Regions from separate parts of the Homo sapiens genome. Here region 2 is linked to region 1. The links are chromatin loops, found by intact Hi-C in ENCODE. Cell type or tissue: PC-3. All regions are shown on one strand. Each heading gives the region's core, and the rest is flanking DNA. Links, peaks and the distances in the headings are about the cores only. Region 1 overlaps CHM (CHM Rab escort protein). Region 2 has its middle 15 kb from the start of MIR1321.

What was found. Hi-C counts contacts between places; a loop is a spot of excess contacts. Peaks named below come from ENCODE experiments on the same cell type or tissue, not always from the same donor. Only the 100,000 strongest peaks of a DNase experiment are listed, where the experiment ranks them.
Region 2: a loop joins it to region 1, with 2.5 times the contacts of the local background. A loop is called at or near these places in 1 of 110 quality-filtered maps.

Annotation. Positions count from the first base shown.
Region 1 is chrX:85,960,737-85,966,132 of GRCh38, reverse strand. CHM (CHM Rab escort protein) reads left to right here. Exons shown (of 15, transcript NM_000390.4): 5 at 2,081-2,468. Among named protein-coding and RNA genes, the nearest start is that of MIR361, 60 kb to the right of the region's middle. RefSeq lists a silencer at 2,062-2,262. In PC-3, for the core only: no CTCF peak of the experiment used is centred there; a DNase peak (open chromatin) is centred at 2,202.
Region 2 is chrX:85,848,320-85,853,715 of GRCh38, reverse strand. It overlaps the pseudogene SFR1P2. Among named protein-coding and RNA genes, the nearest start is that of MIR1321, 15 kb to the right of the region's middle. In PC-3, for the core only: a CTCF peak has its summit at 2,099 (motif pointing left); no DNase peak of the experiment used is centred there.

The DNA.
Region 1 (5,396 bases), core at 114-5,113:
AGTGATCCACCCACCTCGGCCTACCACAGTGCTGGGATTACAGGTGTAAGCCACCGTGCCCGGCCTGATTAGTATCTTATCTTTGATTAACCTTTTAGAGTTTATAAACTACTTTTCATATATGTTAGCTTCCTTATCTCACAACAGTTTCATAAAAGGTAAGGCAAATGGACTGATCCCCATTTTATATGTGGTGAATCAGAGAGATTAAATGACTTGCCAAGTGTTTCCTAAGTGATAAATCTAGGATAGAACAAAGTGGGTGTTTTCCTCACTTTGGTTTCCTAGATCTCAAAAATATTCATGTAACATTAATGATATCAATTTGTTTCTTCACTAGATTTTATTAGAATTACTATAACAGTAAATATGGCATTTTATTTCTTGACATTTGAGTGTTATTCTATCATTGTCCCTCATTTTTTTTTGTAGTGTTCATTGTGTTATTTTTAATAAGGCACTTCTTTTTTTCACTTAACTCGGACTTTCTAATTTACAATACCGTGTTTTTTTCTTGGCCTTATTTTTTGTGTTTTTTGCAACAAGTTTGTTTCGCATTTGAAACAAAAATAGTCTGCACGTATAAACCATTATTAATTAAGCATTTATTGGATACCACATCTATGGAGCAGTGTGGTAGGTGTCGTGAGGGGCACAGAAGGAGCGGTGCTAAGGTATTCCCTCAAGGAATTACAGTCTGATTTGGAAGATAAAGGATATACTGGAAAACTAAAGGACTATTAAAAAGGAATGGATAAATACATGCAAGGTAAACTGCATATGTGTATTATGGGAGCATGGTATAATAGAGTGATGAGTGTAATTGGAGTAAGGAAGACTAATTGGAAGTTAAATTTAAACTTTTTCTTAAAGTAGTTTGCTAAAGTATGTGATTATGTTTGAGAATGGAAGAATTGTGATATTATGCAGAGTGGGAAGAAAAGGACAGAAGAAACAAATGATATGAACCAAACTGTCATGATTTGACAATTAGAATTGATAAATTCGGAGTTAGAGATGCCATGTTGGAAAGTAGGTGGAGATGAAACCAGAAGATTAGTAAATAAGGAAGGTGGTTTGGTTTAGAGACAGGAAAAGGAAGATTTTTTTGTGGGGTATTTGATATAAGGAAGGGCTACTGTTAGGGCTACTGTTAGTCAACTAGCAGATTTTTACTTGCCAAGACCAATCACATACAAGGCATTCTGCCAGGTATTGAGCAGTGTGGCAACTCAGTGAAAATAGTGGGTTCTGTGGAGGATAAAATATCACAGAAATTCATAAAGCAGGCAGACTGAATGGGAGCCTGTTCTATAAATCAAGACAATGGTGGACTGAGAATGTTAGCTCCAATAATAAATTTGGAAATGGGGCTTCGACTAGAGTAATAGACATCAGTACTAAAATAGGCAGGAAATTATACAGAAAGGTCCTATTAGATACCACATTGTGATAGGCCAACTTAATCTTTTCAAGGCAGATATTTTTCCCTTTATTGAAGGTCTTCTGTCGTATCACCAAGTCAGGAATTCCTCAGTAATAATCATCTTTGATAACTACCACTGTTGAGTATTTACTATGTCCCAGGCACTGTGTCAGGCTCTTTGCATGCAGTACTTAATTTAATCTTCAAAACAACCTTGTGGTAGGTGGTATTATCTCTGTGTCATAGATGGGTAATTTAGGTGGTCTCAGAGAGGGTAATTTAGGTAATTACCTAAATTGAGGGTAATTTAGGTGGTCTCAGAGAGGATACATAAGTATCTAAGTTCGCAGAGCTTACTAGTCATATGGTCAGGGTTTGAACCAAGATCTGTTATTCTGAAGACTGTGTTCTTCATCACTGTGGTAATTTGCTTCCAATACAGTTCCCCTGTCTGTCTTAAATTCTCAAAAATGTGCATGTGACATGAAATCTTTATATCTTTCAAATCTTAATTTTGTTTCATATTTTACTGAAACATTAACAGATGAATGTTTAATGTCTGAGTCACATAAGCAAAACGTACACTGAACTTGATAAAAGGGGTAAGGGAATATATATATAAAGCCTGGTGTTTATTATTATATTTCTTATTAGTCAGGATTTGCATGAAGATGTCGAAGAAGCTGGTGCACTGCAGAAAAATCATGCTCTTGTGACATCTGCAAACTCCACAGAAGCTGCAGATTCTGCCTTCCTGCCTACGGAGGATGAGTCATTAAGCACTATGAGCTGTGAAATGCTCACAGAACAAACTCCAAGCAGCGATCCAGAGAATGCGCTAGAAGTAAATGGTGCTGAAGTGACAGGGGAAAAAGAAAACCATTGTGATGATAAAACTTGTGTGCCATCAACTTCAGCAGAAGACATGAGTGAAAATGTGCCTATAGCAGAAGATACCACAGAGCAACCAAAGAAAAACAGAATTACTTACTCACAAATTATTAAAGAAGGCAGGAGATTTAATATTGATTTAGTATCAAAGGTAAGTACTAATTTTACCCATCTTTGCATTGAAAACAGTATCTGGGCCCATAAACCCAGTTTTTGTAATTCTCTGAGATGCAGAACATTTGTTTTGTAAAGAGATAGTAGCCAGATGTTTGTAATTCATTTAAAATATTCCTTAAGTACAAATTAAAAACATATTTAAAGTGCTCACATGAAAATGCTTTAATTATGTTTTTAATCTATACCTGAAGAATACTTTTGTGCTTGAGCACATACTACAACCTAATATTCTCTGGACACTATGAATTCTATCAAAAGAAAAATTCTAATGAACCTGTTTAGAAATCCATGTTATTTACAGTCAATTTCCATCGATTCTTTTAGCCTTTATGTATAGTAACTATTTTCACAACTGTATGATGATGAATACTCAGAATAAACCAATGAATTTTTAAAAATCGTGTTCACATGGACACAGCGAGGGGAACATCACACACCAGGGCCTGTCGGGGTTGGGGGTTAGGGAAGGGATAGCATTAGGAGAAATACTTATGTAGATGATGGGTATGTAGATGACGGGTATGTAGATGACGGGTTGATGGGTGCAGCAAAACACCATGGCGTGTGTATACCTATGTAACAAATCTGCACTTTCTGCACATGTATCCCAGAACTTAAAGTATAATTTAAGAAAAAAGTCTCAAAAAAATCATGTGTTCAGGTTTGAAAGCTTCAGAGGAAAATTTAATAGTGATGGAGGCAGGAAGGCTGGGAAGAAAGCTATTGTCTTCGGTTATGTTCCTGAACATAACTAACTTGAATGTTAGTTCACTGTAACTTCACAGGAGGTCCCTCCATCTTAGAAGCGTACAATATTGCATTTGGTTTATAGGAAGCAAGACTATTTTTAGTGCAAAAGAATAGAAAATCAGTAAGATAAAGGATTATGGCCTTAAAGGGTCATGATACAGGACAGGGTAAAAGTAGAGAAAAACAGACTAAATCCTATAAGTTGAGAGCTAACAATAAGTAATTGAAAAGAAGTAGGAGAGGATAGTGAATAGCACAAGACTTGCCACAGAACTAGCACAGAACTAGGCTTTTCAATTTAATGTACTTTCTTCAAGTTCCAAGTGATAGGGGACAGAGAGGGACCAAAACATTTCCCTTGACAAGTTGTTTCTGCAAATCCCATATCCTCATACTCTTGCTCCCTTTGAACTTGATGCCTGAAAATATAAATATCTTTTTACTACCCATTTTTCTTTCTGTCTGTCATGTAGCACTCTGTGTCTGATTTTGCATAGTTGGCTATTGCATTGGTTCTACTTCATACTTCCGTACTATCTCTCCCACCTCCATCTACTTTGACCCTGTCATGATTTGAAATCTAGCATTTTTTCCACATTACCTTGGCTGTTCATCTGTGGATGGAAGTTTAATCCTAGCTCACTAATAACCTTCCTGGTCCCATGAGCAGTACTCTATGAAATAGGTTAAACAAAACATAAAAACTGAACAAGTCAAATAACAAATGGGCTTTGTGTGACAATTCCATTTTGAAGTAATTACTTGGAATTTGGAATGTTTTACCTAAATAAATGATGATATAAATGTGGTTAAGAATCAAGGCTATTTCATAAAAGTCTGTAACTTTTATGTTAGCTGAAATTTAGTATATATCTTGCAAAGGGAAATGGTAGAAGACGGTGCTGTTTCAATTGTAGGAATTGGTGTAGAAAATTATTCAGTTGTATAAGAAAATGAATGCTGGTTGTGGGAGGAAAAAGACAATTGAATTAGAAGTTGACACATTTGAAGATACCCTGAAGGAGACTTCTGGGTATTTTCATCGGTTTGAATGGTTAGTAATAACCAGTTCTCTTATGGTAAGTAAAAACCAAACATGTCTAGAGGCAGTGGACTAGGCAGTTGGGACTGCGTCCTGCAGAGTTTCATGGGTTCATACGTTCTACAAAATAACTAATAAACATTTAATGTACTCATTTTCAAAACCAGAAGTATCTTAATCACATATAACCATAGTAATACAGGAGATTAATTTTCCGTTTTTAAAATGTTAAGTCATTTAATACATATTCAGTGCATGCTAGATGGAAAGCAATGTATTCCATGTTATTGGGGCAATTGGTCACTCCTTAGAAATTTTATCTGTTCTAATAATTGCAGTTAATAAACGTCTAAGTTTAGGATGATTGCCAAATATCTATCTTAAAGCCCTAAAGCCCTACCTCCTTTTTTTTTTTTTTTTTTTTTTTTGAGACAGAGTCTTGCTCTGTTGCCAGGCTGGAGTGCAGTGGCGCCATCTCTGCTCACTGCAACCTCCGTCTCCTGGGTTCAAGTGATTCTCCTGCCTCAGCCCCCTGAGTAGCTAGGACTACAGGCGCGTGCCACTATGCCTGGCTAATTTTTGTATTTTTAGTAGAGATGGGGTTTCACCATGTTGGCCAGGATGGTCTCGATCTCTTGACCCCGTGACCTGCCTGCCTTGGCCCTCCAAAGTACTGGGATTACAGGCGTGAGCCACCGTGCTCGTCCAAAGACCTACCTCTTTTCTAAAGTCCAACTCAGTATCTCCAAACTAGTTGACATTTCTATATGCGTTCAACCTCAAAGACATCATGATATAATTAAATACTGTGGGGCTTTACAGTTGACAATACACATTCATGTATATAGCCTTTTAAAAAGTAATAGCTCAAGGTAGGTTAGTTAAATAAAATACGTATAGTGTCATACTGCTCAGACTAATAGAGAAGGTCAAAGATGAAATTCTTAAAATGAAAGCTCATTTCTAAGTAAGTCCATACTCTTAATAATTATGGAACCAACATGCTAAGGAAAAATTGTTAATTAATAAATCTAATTTCCATTATTGTAATCAAATTGCACTGCTCTTTAGCCCCTCATCACTGTGGTAGATCGCTTAGAGGGTAGTGAA
Region 2 (5,396 bases), core at 205-5,204, 110 kb after region 1:
ACACATGGTAAATTACAATTCATCACTTTTCCTCAATTTCCGCATGCATTTGGGCACACAATCTTACTGATTTTTTATCTCAGAATATCTTCCTGATCACAGCCACCTCCTCTTTATTCCCACGACCCACTGTTATCATTCTCTTTCAGACTATTCTAATGAGTCATCCTGACACCAGGCTCTTCTGTCTACTCCAATACCTATTGAGGTAGAAATCACCTCATTGGTTCCTTCTTCTGCTTACGCATTATGAGAAGGAGGTCATTTAGCATAGGAACACACCACAGATATGTAAGAATGAAGCCGTTAAGTAGGTATCCCCAGCCTGCACCATATGTGGCTGTGACAAGATAGAGCTTGGGACCCTGAGCATAGCTCAGAGGATAGGAAAAAAATTACAGGTAACACTTGTAGTGCCTACTATGTACTAGGCTCTCTTCTGTTAATCTCATAATAACTTGTAAGTAATTATCCTCCATTTTATAGATGAGGACATTGATGAGGAAACTGAAGTGCCGAGAGATAGAATGACATCCAAGGTCATAGTTGGAAAGGCTTGGATTGCTCCTCTGAATTGGTACACATCAAAACATGTTTATGAACTAGTAAATAGTAAGATTCTGTTCTTTCTCATCATAATGAACTACATCTGCCTGTCCTACCAGTGGCAGAGTTTCACCTAAAAATTAAAAACACATAAGAGCCCTGATCATGTCAGTCCTTTAAAACTGCTGCCTATAAAATACAATCTGACCTCTTCAGTATACATGTGAGTTCACCTCCCCAAAATACAAAATATTCCTCTCTTGCTTCATCTCCTGTCATTCTACCTCCCTTCTCACCTCTCACTCTATTCTTCAATCACAATGAACTTCCCACTATCCTCAGACTCTGGCCCATTGCACATATCATTTATTTTTCTAAAATGCCCTAACTCAGCGGTCCTCAACCATTTTGGCACCAAGGACCAGTTTTGTGGAAGAGAATTTTTCCACAGACGGGAAGCAGTACAGGGATGGTTTCAGGATGAAACTGTTTCACCTCTGATCGTTAGGAATCAGATTCTCATAAGGAGCGCACAACCTAGATCCCACGCATGCCAATTCACAATAGGGTTTGTGCTCCTATAAGAATCTAATGCAGCTGCTGATCTGACAGGTGGCAGAGCTCAGGCACTAATGCTTGCTTGCCTGCCACTCACCTCCTGTTGTGCTGCCCAGTTTCTAACAGGCCGCAGACTGGTACAGGTCTGTGACCCAGTGGTTGGGGACCCCTGCCCTAACCTCTAACCTCTCTCTGCTACTACCACACCCCTTTTCTTACAACAAATTTATATTCTGTCTTTAAAATCCAGATGTAGTGTTACTTCGACTGCTAATACTTTGGCAAAATTACTTTTCCCTCTGTGGAACCCACAGTACTGTTCATAAAGTACTTACTTCGTTGGATTCTAAGTTTTCTGATTTTGTTTCTGTCTTCTAGACAGTGAACAACTTGAGTGCAGGGACCCTGTCATTCATCCTTGTGTCCTCAGCACATGACAATGCCTGACTCATTGCCATGCATCACCTGCATAACCCTGCTCCTCTGGCCACAGTAGACTCGTCCTAGGGTGGGGACAGGCCCCTGACCCACTTTGAAATTGAGATCCATAATGAGTTTTAAATTTGCTGGGTGGCTGATACGTACCATGAAACCTCTTTAGCTATAGGCAGCCATATTTTCCACTAGGTGGACAGTAGAGCAGAGAAAATCTGTTTGTAAAGAAAGAAAAAACAGAGATGAGAGACACAGAACTGCCAGGTGAACCTAGAATTGGTTTCTGAGAGCTTTCTAATTCTAATGATACTGGAGGTCCAGTATCATTCCTGCCCTGAGGGTTTGTGATACACTCCTGTATCCTTATAATCAAATCTCCTGCTTTGATGTTCAGAAAACACCACTGGATTTCTGACACTTGCACACAAAATGTTTAAACGAAATACACACTTCTGGGAGATGTCATTTATTAGAACCTCTGAAAATTCCTCTACCTGCTTGAGTGCAGGCACATGATCACCTGCACCAAGTGTAGCAAGCGCATGAGCAAGTGCCCCATCTGCCGGCAGTATGTGGTGCAAGTCATTCACATGTTCAAATCCTGAAAACAAGGATCTCCCAACAGGGAACTTGCCCCTAAAATTGATCCTTAACATTTCAAAGCACAGAAGGGACTAGAAAATTACTCTTAAAAGGCTAAAACTGTTTTTAAAAACTATTTTCACAACTAACTGGGGACAGAAAGGTTCACCCTAAATTGTAGAAACATCGGTCCATACTATACACCTGTCTGCCTGTGGACACACTGGATTTCTTGGGTTCTACCAGGCTTTATTACATGTCCCCTATCGCTCACTGTCGAAGTCAGGCTGTTTACAACGTATGGTCATCAGCTACTGCTCTTTGGAGGACACTTATCCTGTTTTCTTGTTTTCCTTTCATCATTTTTTTCTAACTTAAACTACTCAGATGTTTAAAACGTATGTTCTTTTTGGATGAAATCACTGTCCACAAGTGGCCAACATGAAACATGCTGATCAATGGTCTCTCTTATTATTCATGCATGTCTATATGTGTATGTCTGTGAATGCATTTGTGTACTATGCAAATTTACATTTATACTGATTAGGAAGTGTCATAAAAGGTTCAGGTCCAAAGCTCCATACAGAAGGGACAGTAAAACACCAGCACCATTTATTGAGGAAGGTATCCTTTTCCCTATGTATATTCTTGTCACCTTTGTCAAAAAATCAGTTGGCTGTAAATATGTGGTTTTATTTCTGGGTTTCCTGTTCTTTTCCATTAGTCTATGTGTCTTTTTATATCAATGACATGATGTTTTGGTTTCTATAGCTTGATACAGTATATTTTGAAGTTAGGTAGTATGATGCCTCCAGCTTTGTTCTTTTGTTCAGGATTGCTTTGCCTATTGAGGGTCTTTTGTGTTTCCATATGGATTTGAGGATTGTTATTTCTATTTCTGTAAAGAATGTCACCTCTGATCATCAGGCGTCAGTTAGATTTGCATTTTGATAAGTATTGCACTCAATCTGCTTTGGGCAGTCTTCTTACTTTAATGATGTTAATTCTTCTGATCTGTGAGCCTGGGATGTCTTTTCATTAGTTTGCATCCTCTTCACTTTGTGTCATTAGAATTTTTTAGTTTTCCTTGGAGAGGGCTTTCAAATCCTTAGTTAAGTTTATTCCCAGGTACCTTTTTGTAGCTATTTCAAATGGGATTGCTTTTTTTCAAAATTTTGGTAGGTACATAGTAGGTGTATATATTTATGGGGAATATGAGGTGTTTTGATACGGGCATGCAATGCATAATAATTGCATAATAGAGAATGGGGTATCCTTCTCCTCAGGCATTTATCCTTTGTGTTACAAACAATCCAATTATACTCCTTGAGTTATTTTTAAATGTACAATTAAATTATTATTGACTATAGCTCTCTCGCATGGCCCCACCTTGGGCACAGGATAGATTTATGGCTGCAACTGCATGTGCTTTCTGCTCATGCTGGGGAGAGCAGAGAGGTAAACCAAGATTTCATTTTCAAGATGGAAAGTCAGTCAGACTCAGCTGTGGTTTTGCCTAGTACTCCACAGGCCTTTGTGAATCCATCATCTCCCCGTACAACTAGTTCATGAAAACAACCTATGAGTGCAACACTTAAAGAAAGATTAAGGAAAACAAGATCTTCATTTAATTCCTGTTACAATGTGATAAAACGTCTTAAAGTAGAGAATGAAGAAAACAATCAGAACTTTTCAGAGAAACCAGCGTATTCCACAGAGGAAAACTGTTTGGAATTTCAAGAAAATTTTAAACACATAGACAAGTGAATTTGAAGAAATCACATATTTGAAAAATACCTTCAAGAATATCAATGTGAGTGAATCTCAGTCACTTGATTCTGTGTCATTCAGTGCTCTCCAAAATGAGTTTGTGAATTAGAATCTTCCTAAACAAGAATTAAACGAAGAAAAAGCAAAATTGGTGAAGCAGGTTCAGGAGAAAGAAGACTTTCTTTTGGAGGCGAAATCTTGTCCAAATGTATATAGATCAAAGAATGTTGATCGTCTCAGTTACAGTTGTTAATAAAGAAGTAGAGAAGCTGTAGCCAGCCGTTGCTTTATGAGTTGTAGTCAGCTATGTCTGCAGAGAACAAGAAAGTAAACCTACTCAATTGATAGACCACTATGGATTAGATAATAAATTGCTACACTGTAACAGAAGTGAAGAAGAATTTATAGGTGTTTAATTCCTAATCATTTCTCCAGAATATCTTTGAGAATGACAACTTAATTAAAAGATACTTGTACATTTTAAATGGAAGATAGAAACCATTAGGGCTTAGAGGAAGGTATCCTGATGAACATCAATTTAGGACACTCTACTATATTAATATAAATTAAGTTGTAGAATGAAAATGTAGTATTTGGATAGATTTGCCGAAGAAAATTTGACATTTAATGTAATATGAAAAAAATTCAAATCATGTTGAAAAAATCATTTGGGCAATTCTCTAAACCAGTTTTAATACATTGCTTTGTGTTTTTTGTGGCAAAATGATTTATTTTAAATGCCCAAAATTGTCCAATCTGGTGAATGTCTAAATTTCAAGTGGTCTAAAAATGCCCGCCTCTCTCCTAAGTTTATAAACCTTTTTTCCATCCATTTACTACTACATATTTCCATCTGATGACCTAGCAGGTAATTAAACTCATATGTCCAAATTTTTTTAAAAAATAAAAATAAATTATTATTGACTCTAGTCACCCTGTTGTGCTATCAAATACTAGGTCTTATTCATTCTATTTTTTGTCCCCACCTCCTTCCCACACCCCCATTACTCTTCCCAGCCTCTGGTAACCATCTTTCTACTCTCTATGTCCATGAGTTCAATTGTTTACATTTTTAGATTTCATAAATAAGTGAGAACATATGACATTTGTCTTTCTGTGCCTGGCTAATTTCAGTTAACATAATGACCTTCAGTTCCATCCATGTTGCTGCAAATGACAGGATTTCATTATTTTTATGGCTGAATAATATTCCATTGTGTACCACATTTTCTTTATCCATTTATCTGCTGATGGACACTTAGGTTGATTCCATATCATGGCTATTGTGAATAATGCTAAAATAAACATGGGAGTACAGATATCTCTTCAATATACTGATTACCATGTTTTTGGATATATACCCAGCAATGGGATTGCTGGATCATATGGTAGCTCTATTTTTATTGTTTTGAGGAACCTCCAAATTGTTCTCCATCGTGGTTGTACTAATTTACATTCCCACCAACAGTATACGAGTGTTTCCTTTACTCCACCTCCTTGCCATC